Regions from separate parts of the Homo sapiens genome. Here region 2 is linked to region 1. Evidence: chromatin contacts called from ENCODE Hi-C data. All regions are on one chromosome and are shown on one strand. The core of a region is the stretch at or near the end of the contact, and the rest is flanking DNA. Distances in the headings are between cores, read along the strand shown. Region 1 holds the start of LINC02930 (long intergenic non-protein coding RNA 2930). Region 2 overlaps LINC02930 (long intergenic non-protein coding RNA 2930).

The links. Hi-C counts contacts between places; a loop is a spot of excess contacts on that map. Pooled maps may share reads with other maps.
Region 2: a loop to region 1 is called in a map of endothelial cell of umbilical vein, with 2.1 times the contacts of the local background. The contact joins the enhancer-like site here to the promoter of LINC02930 in region 1. A Hi-C loop is called at or near these places in 1 of 168 maps with a recorded cell type or tissue (endothelial cell of umbilical vein) and 1 of 50 pooled maps.

Annotation. Positions count from the first base shown.
Region 1 is chr10:120,606,883-120,610,861 of GRCh38, reverse strand. It overlaps LINC02930 (long intergenic non-protein coding RNA 2930), which reads right to left and starts at 2,280. Exons shown (of 5, transcript XR_002957103.2): 1 at 2,089-2,280.
Region 2 is chr10:120,682,410-120,686,388 of GRCh38, reverse strand. The region is part of intron 2 of LINC02930 (long intergenic non-protein coding RNA 2930); the gene reads right to left. Among named protein-coding and RNA genes, the nearest start is that of LINC02930, 76 kb to the right of the region's middle. Within about 2 kb of position 1,993, at least 2 of the 41 ENCODE cell types and tissues checked have a DNase peak (open chromatin) inside an H3K27ac peak, as active enhancers do; they include endothelial cell of umbilical vein, where a contact is called at or near this core.

The DNA.
Region 1 (3,979 bases), core at 1,031-3,530:
TATTTCCTAGATAATGAGGGGAAGTGTTTGTGATTTAACTTCTACCTACTATTGTTCCCTGTGGAGTTTTTGGAGGGAAGTAATTGCCTCATTGCTGCAAAGTGTTAACTTGGTTTGTGCTTTGTTCTTGCTGCCATAGCTTTTTCCTCCTCTGAACTCTGCATGAGTCTAAGGGTTATTTGTTCCCAGTGGCTTCAGATTCTTCCAGGTATTCTATTAAGATGACTGCTTAATTTCCAAGAGTCGAATGTGAAACATAGAATCTCAGTAGTTAGTCTAACATTTTCCTCAATGTTTAAATTCCCTTGTCAACGTACCCTATATGTGTTTGGTCTCTGCTGGAAAGTCTCCAGACAAGAAACTCACTACTCACTGGCAAGCCCATTTCTCTATTAAGAAAGTTCTTAAAACTGAACCAAAGTCTCTTTCCTACTCATTGGTTCTAATCCTTCCTCTGCCATGCAAGAAATAAGCCTACTCAGTTTCGTATATCATAGCTCTTGATGTGTTATACTCTGCTCAAACCCAGCAGCCACTCCCAACGACCTGTCAAATCCCGAGTGTCCTTTTCTCTAGCCAACGATGCTGCAATAGAATTCTGACTCTCTGGGTTTCTTTTTCTTTTTTGCTCTCATTATTTCTCTGATTAAGAGAAATTTTCCTCCATTCTTCCTTCCTTCCTCTTATTTTCTTCTTTCCTTCCTCCCGCCTCCCTTTCCCTATCTCTCTCTTCCTGTTACAAAACATATACAATTTAAAAACATTGTTCAGAAACACCATCACATGCCTCCACAAGTCTCTGCAGTCTCTTTGGTAGTACTAGACCCAGATCTGGTCCTCATAAGCATTGCTTTCTTGCTCCATAAAAAGAAAATCTCAGGTCCTATTTGTCTGTGAAATCATGGTAAAAAGTTATCTTTGGGGTCTTATTTTTCCCAGAATGCCAATACTGGTCTACTGAACCTAGACCTCATCTTTCCATTTCGTGACACAACTGCTTTCTTCTGAGCACAAAATGGAGCTGAGAGTCAAGACAATTACGCGATTACATTCAGATGACAAACTTTTTGGTCTTAGCATTTGATAGAAGAAAAAATATTTTATTAACATAAAACTTGCTGATGGGTATCCAAAGCCTCCACTTCATCACACACAGTGCAGACATGGCCTTTGAGTGCACACCAAGCTTAGTAACCTCCTTGCTCACTAAACTGTGGTGCTTCTCTTTTCACAAACATAAGCTGGGATCTTAGCAATTCCCCATCTGTCCACAGGTGAATATGTTATTTGAGAGAGGAGGCAGCTGCTACAACTCTTCATGGAAAACCAACATTGTAATTGCAAAAATAATTTGCAAATGATATTTCATGTGTTGCATTATTGCTTGTGATACTGATGGTTTATTAACCTACTTTCTTCTTATTTCTATGGGAAAACACAAAGACCTCATTTTTCCCTCAGATCACGTCAAAGTTAGGATGGATTTAAATGTACATTTATTTATTTATATACAGATATTCAGATAAGTTGGACAGCCACATCCCTACATTTTCTAAAATGACATAATGGGCATCAATAACAGGGTAAAATTGTGGCTCTGAGCCATCAGACAGAAACTGACGTTGCAGCCCAGCTGTGTGTACACAAACACTCAGGCTGATGAAGGAAGGCCACGGAATTCAAACCAGCACATCTTGCTGCTTTGCATTCAGCCTGCATCACCCGGGACAGAAAAACAGTGTGCTAATGAGAGAAAAAGTTGAACAACATAGAGTTCCTCTTTACAGGTTCCTAACATTATCTGGACAAACTGAGTGTTAGAGCTGGCCCGAGGGCTGATGGTGAGCAAGGGAACCGTCCAGGAGCAAATGAAACTGTCACGAAGGAAATGCCAGGCTCAGATAGACCCCACTCAGGAGGAAGGAAACCAGTGAGAAGGGAGGAAGGGGACCCCATCTCTGTTTCAGGACTTGGACTCATGGTTACTGTCCCTTGCTAAGAGCAATGTCCATTCTGTTCAGTCACGTGGGATGCAAACTCTAAACAAACCTTGATGAAGAGGAAAAGAGAATGCATTGGCTCAAGTACCTGAAAAGCCCAGGGCAGGGCTGGTTTCGGGCTTGGCTGGATTCAGAACCCAAGTGATTTCAGGAGTTCACTCCCTCCATGTTTTGCCTCTGATTCCTCTGCCTGGGATCCACCCAGAAGCACCTTCTGCAGTAAGATTGCTGGAGCTGTCCAGGTTCCCCATTCCATCCTCACAGCAACTCTAGCCAAAAGAGAGTTTCTCTTTTTCAGTGGTTTCCATTGAAACCATAGAACTGAGTCTCAGTAGCTCTGATTGGTCAGCTGTGGGCCACATGTTCATCCCTTAACCAATCACTATGGTCAGAGAGATATGGTATTCTCATTGGCCAGGCAGGGTCACATGCTCATCTCTGAAGCTGAGGTGGGGTCAGCCCCACATTGATCACTTGAACAGGGGAAGACTGAATCGTTATCAAAGAAGAGTTGAATTCTATCAAGGGGCCAGGAGTGTAGGACAGCAAACAAAAACAGGTAACCACCTCAGGTTAAAAAACTGCCTGAAGGGAGGGGTCACGGTTTACAGATGGCAAGGAAATCCTAGATACAATGCTAAATAGTGGCTTCATTAGTCATCATCCCACTTGTATCCATGCAGGCTAACAGATTCTGTCATGGATTAGGGCTCTGCTCTTACCAGCCATCATTCTGACCATGCCCACTGTTGAGGACTATGGCTCCCAAGTTGGTCTTGCCATGAGATTTTAAAAGCATGAAATTATCAAGGACAATTAGAATGAATTTGTCTTCATCATCAGCCAGTCAGAAGTTTTGAGAACTAATAATGCTTAAAATCTATAGTGATCGCCTTTAATTATTCTTTCAGCCTGTAAGTTTTCACGTTTTCTTGGCTGACTTTTAATAATGAAACCTGCTGACTTTTAATAGTGAAACCACTGTTCTGACTCATTATTTATATCAGGTGTGTTTCCAATGTGAACTTATAAAGTGGTAGACATTTCTTGGTTATTTTATGTTTTGTTAAAAGTATCAGGGATCATTATGTCTAAGTTTGTTAATTACGTTGATACTTCTCCCAAGGGTTCCATTACTCTCAATGTCAGACAACTGGGAGAAGTTGTTCTGAAAGTCATAGACAGCAGACAAGAGCCTTTTAACTGATGTATTCATTTCTTTAAGAGGCCATGAACTGGCAGTGTCTTCTCTCTGGAATCTCTGTTAGTCATTCCTACTGACTCATAGCAATTCGCTCTCTGAGCAGAAGTTCCCATGAGAGAAGACCCCACTAGATGGTGATGTCAACTGATGGAAGAATTTTGGATGATGTTTACAAAGCAAGGAGGTCTTGTGAGTCTCACCAGCAGGCCAGTGTCAAGTGGAAGAGGCCAGGCCTGGCTGTTGGCCATAGGCTTGGCTGGAATTGGCAAAGGTGCCATTTTAACTTCCACACCCTGCTCATGGCTACCCACTCTACTCCTAACCAAGCTATTTATACCACAAATGCCTGACTACAGATATGGGGACATAAGTGAATGAGAGAGAAAAAGAACGAGAATGGGAAGCATTTTCCCACTTGTGCCATTACAACTGGTCAGGTCCCCAAGCATTCACTTGTTGTCTTCTCTGAGTCTGACAGCCACTCTATGAGTTAGATAGGGCAGGTATTGCTGCCATTTTACAGATGAGGCTTGTCCAGGATCACACAGCCATCTTGGATCCACTACCCAGTAGAGCCTGTGGAATCCATCTCAAAGGGATTAAAAGGATTGAAAATCTGCCCTGCAGATACTGATCAGTCAAGACTTTCTGCATGTTCAGGACAGCTACTGTTCTTTCCTCTCACTATTTCAAATAGCTCAGTCTCAAACTCTAGGCTGATTTGAAGCCCTTGCCTCTTCTCTCTCCCAAAGAGTCAAAAGATATAGTAGCCAGG
Region 2 (3,979 bases), core at 744-3,243, 76 kb before region 1:
AGAAAATGGATGGAGTTGGGGAAGGAGGTCACAACTGTAAGAACAGTTGGAGAGAAATGGGCCTGGCCTAGGAAAGGAGGGGAAGAGCCAGCGGTGGAGCTAGAGGTATGAGGAAGTAGGTAGCAACAGACTTGTTTATGGAATCAGTTCATAGAATGAGCATGGCAATATTTTGGAAACTATAAGCCGTGAATTTTATTGTGCTGTTAATATAAAGATGGTTCAAACATACACTCTTCCCTCTGCTCTTGTCAGGACAGATAACAGCATTTTTATGAATCCTACCTAGAAAAATAACACAAATAATAACACAATAATAGGTGTTTAGTAAAAGCTCAGCAATATGCTATTAAAAGGGTCATCTTATTCCTAAAGTCTTCTAATATTGAGCTTTAATTTCTCTTATTTTTAGATGTAGCTTGCTATTAATTAAGTCTCTAAGTACATAAGGTTTGTATTGAGAGGGTGAAAATGACAAGGATGGACACACCACTGCGTGTAAAATATGAGCAGAACAGAATTTAAAATTCTGTATTAAGCCTTTCCCAAAGGAAACCAATAATGAGGAAAACAAGCCCTTATCTGTATGCAGGTTAGACTGTTCTGGGAAAACCCAGGCTATTTACTAAAGTTTGTAATGGTGGAAAGAAAATATTTTGATGTGTGGGCAGGGAAGAGGTAGAGGGTATTCTAGGCCAAGACAACAAGTGAAGGTGTCTCTCCACCCTACTCAAAACGGAAGTTGAAAAGTAAGGTTGTGCTTAGCTGCTGAGTTTTACTGTAGTTTAAGGCGATGTATAAAGGAACATTGGGAGTTAAGGCCAGAAGGAAGTGTGGAGTCATGCTGAGAAGGGCCCTAACGGCTGGACCTGGCACCCAGACACATTCCCTCCCATTCTGACTTGACTGTAGCTTCTGAACTGTCTGAGAGATTAATGTCTGAAAGTCTGAGCAGAACTGGGAGCCAACCCATTTCCACTGCAGAACATCATGCACCTTAGGGCAGAATCAACATCCAAAGGAGGTGTTACAAACATTGCCAGGAGACCCTCCCGCTCCTGCTGTGGCGTCCACAGGGAGCTCTGCAGGATTACTCCTTTGATCCCATTAGGAAATCAGCCAGAGTGTCTGCAGACTCCATTTCCAGATCCATTGAGGGTAAAAATGGGAGAGGATAATTGCCAAATGAAGTATACTCCCATGTGGCATCAACAAGTCTCTCTCTTTCAGTCTTGGGGGTCGTGTGCCCTCTCGTATTCTGAAATGTCTTATCTTTAGTTGGAGAGAGGGCTGCTCATGGTTTCTGTTTTGATATCTGAGGAAATCGATCTTTAGAGCAAAACTATTTTGGAGAACCCTGCGTTATTCATCAGACAAAATGCCAAGCCAGCTCCAGGATTTGGGGCAGGGGAGACTGCGCATCTGTGGAGCTAGGATGCAGGTTGCTTTTCCCTCTGGAGGCTCCTCCCAGACCTCTGCATCCTCTTGCACTCTGATTCCTCCCACACATCGGATGTGCCTTCTTCATGGGCTCTAGAGACTCCTTCAAATGTGGCTAGAAGAAACATAGGAGCAGGTGCCAGCACAGAACAGGTCTTTCCCTGCAAATGGGATTCTGCAAAATCCTTTACTTTCCTTTAAAACATTTCTTTGTAATGGTCACTACAATACAAGGCCCACTAGGCATGTGTATGCCTCCTTCTGGACCTTCCTGGGCTGGGCTCAGATGAGGAATGTGTGTGTGTGTGTGTGTGTGTGTGTGTGTGTGTGTGTGTGTGTGTGAGACAGAGAGAGAGAGAGAGAGAGAGAGAGAGAGTCAGGAAGTGGGGCGGGGGGCGGGGGGCAGGGGTTATCTAATAAAATGAGCCAAGCAAGTTTTGTGCGTAGCTTGAGCTTCTGTCCTCCTCCCAGATAACAGACAAGCTTCCTCCCAGCTGCACTTTGTGGGTAACGCTTGTTTTGTGTCTGCCTTGGGGCCTGAATCAAACAGAGTTTGTTTATGCAGGATGTACAAGGTGTCAAACCCAAGCCTTGGTTGTGAGGAAGACGGCCTTCCTGACTGGGCCAGCTATCTCCAATGACTTGAATAATTGTCCACAGGCTGAGCAGGGCAGACACTTCTGAAGATATATATGGTCCAGACTTTTGTAAGATTCATTAATGTCTCTTGGCAACTGGCAGGGGAAAGTATAGAAAAATACATCTGAGCAAGATGATGGTGAAAGCTCACCCGGTTTGCTGTGTTCACTGAGCCATCAGCTGAGGGATAAATTCCTTCCAACCCAAGCAATAAAACTCCCTTTCTTTATTTTGATTCTGTTATACAAGGTTTTTAAAACATATGTCTAAGATGAAAACTAGTTGAATTGCTTTCCCTAGCCAATCATTCATTCAATGGATAATCGTTGTGTGCCTACTATGTGTCAGGCCATGTACTGTGCGGGGGATACCAGGTGAGTAGACAAGACAGGACAGGCCTTGTCTGTAGAACACCAGCCCTATATAGCTCTCTGTTTTAGGAAAAATTAAGAAACGCAGTAAGACCCAACAATTTTTTTAAGCTATAAAATGAGTAAGAAGAAAAATCATTCTGAAAGCCCAAAGGAAATGCATCACTCTGATTCACTCCAGATATCAAAACACCTTTTTAGAAATTTATCAGACATATTTAATGATTTATAAAATTACTTGGCCTTTTGAAACAGAAATAGAATGCCGCAGGGAAGGATAAGCGCAGGAGGCAAGGGAATCAGATAAACTAAGAAGGAAATGGAAGGGTCTAATTAAAACCTGAACTGGAGGCAAGAAAGAACAAAATTTACATAAAAACTAAATCAAGGATATTCAGGAAGAAAGTGAGTTGCTCTTCCAGAAAGCATAGGAAAAGGCAAAGACACCAAAATAATAAAAGGAAAGATACAAGATGCAGAAGATAACGAAGAAGACTGAACTAAAGTGTTACAGGTTTTCCAAAGGAAGAAAAAAAACCTAAAACTAAAATAATAAAGACATAAAAAGAAATAAACTTTCCTGAGGTGCAAGACAATATATACTTATATACAGAAGATTTGCCATGTAACAGGTAATGTTAATAAAATTAGACTCATGTCTAAAAATACCCTGGCCCTTTATTGAATTGCAAGAACAAATGTAAAATTGTACAAGTGTTTAAAACAAGAAAACAAATCAAATTAGAAATAAAAGCAAAAAGAAAAATAGATTATCTATAAGTGATTAAAAACTGGTATGATTTTTTTCCCTCTATAATGCTAAAGACTAAAACACAAAGAAGTAACAGCTAAGGAGACACGAGGACAAAGGACTGGTTCCCAGGGATTTTCCAAGGCCAAGTTGCTGGTTATGTGAAAAACTAGAAGAAAGACATTACCACAAAGACAAGAATTCAGAAAAAAATATATCTTTACTTATTTGGTGAAAAAAGAACACTTGAATATGTACATCAATTTTAAGCATGATAAGAATAAAAGCTAAGTACTTAAAATGGGAAAATCCTGGTATAAATGTGTCTATAGTAAATCCTAAAATTAGCTTAAAAGTTAAATTCAAAAGAAAATCTGATTACAAAAATAAAATTTTCAAATATATTTACTGGAAGGAAAGATAAAACAATAATTTTATAATGGAATCTATGTACACAATCACAACTTATATTAACAGAGGACAATAGAGAGAAGGAATAAGTGTAGCAAAAAGGAAACAAAAGGTAGTGCTTCATTTTTGCCTTTGATCATTACAGGACCATAACTTAAAGAAAGTCTGAAAAAACTTGATGGTAGCTACAAAGACAATTAAAGTCAGGATGTATACCTGTCAGATGATTACAGCTGAGAAAGAAAAATAAGCATGCTCATTCTCTCTTCCAGTACCCTATTTTATTTTTCTGAATATATTTATTTTTGCCTACCTTCCTCCATTCGAATGTGAGCTCCTTTAGAAGAGTGAATTTGTTTTATCTACT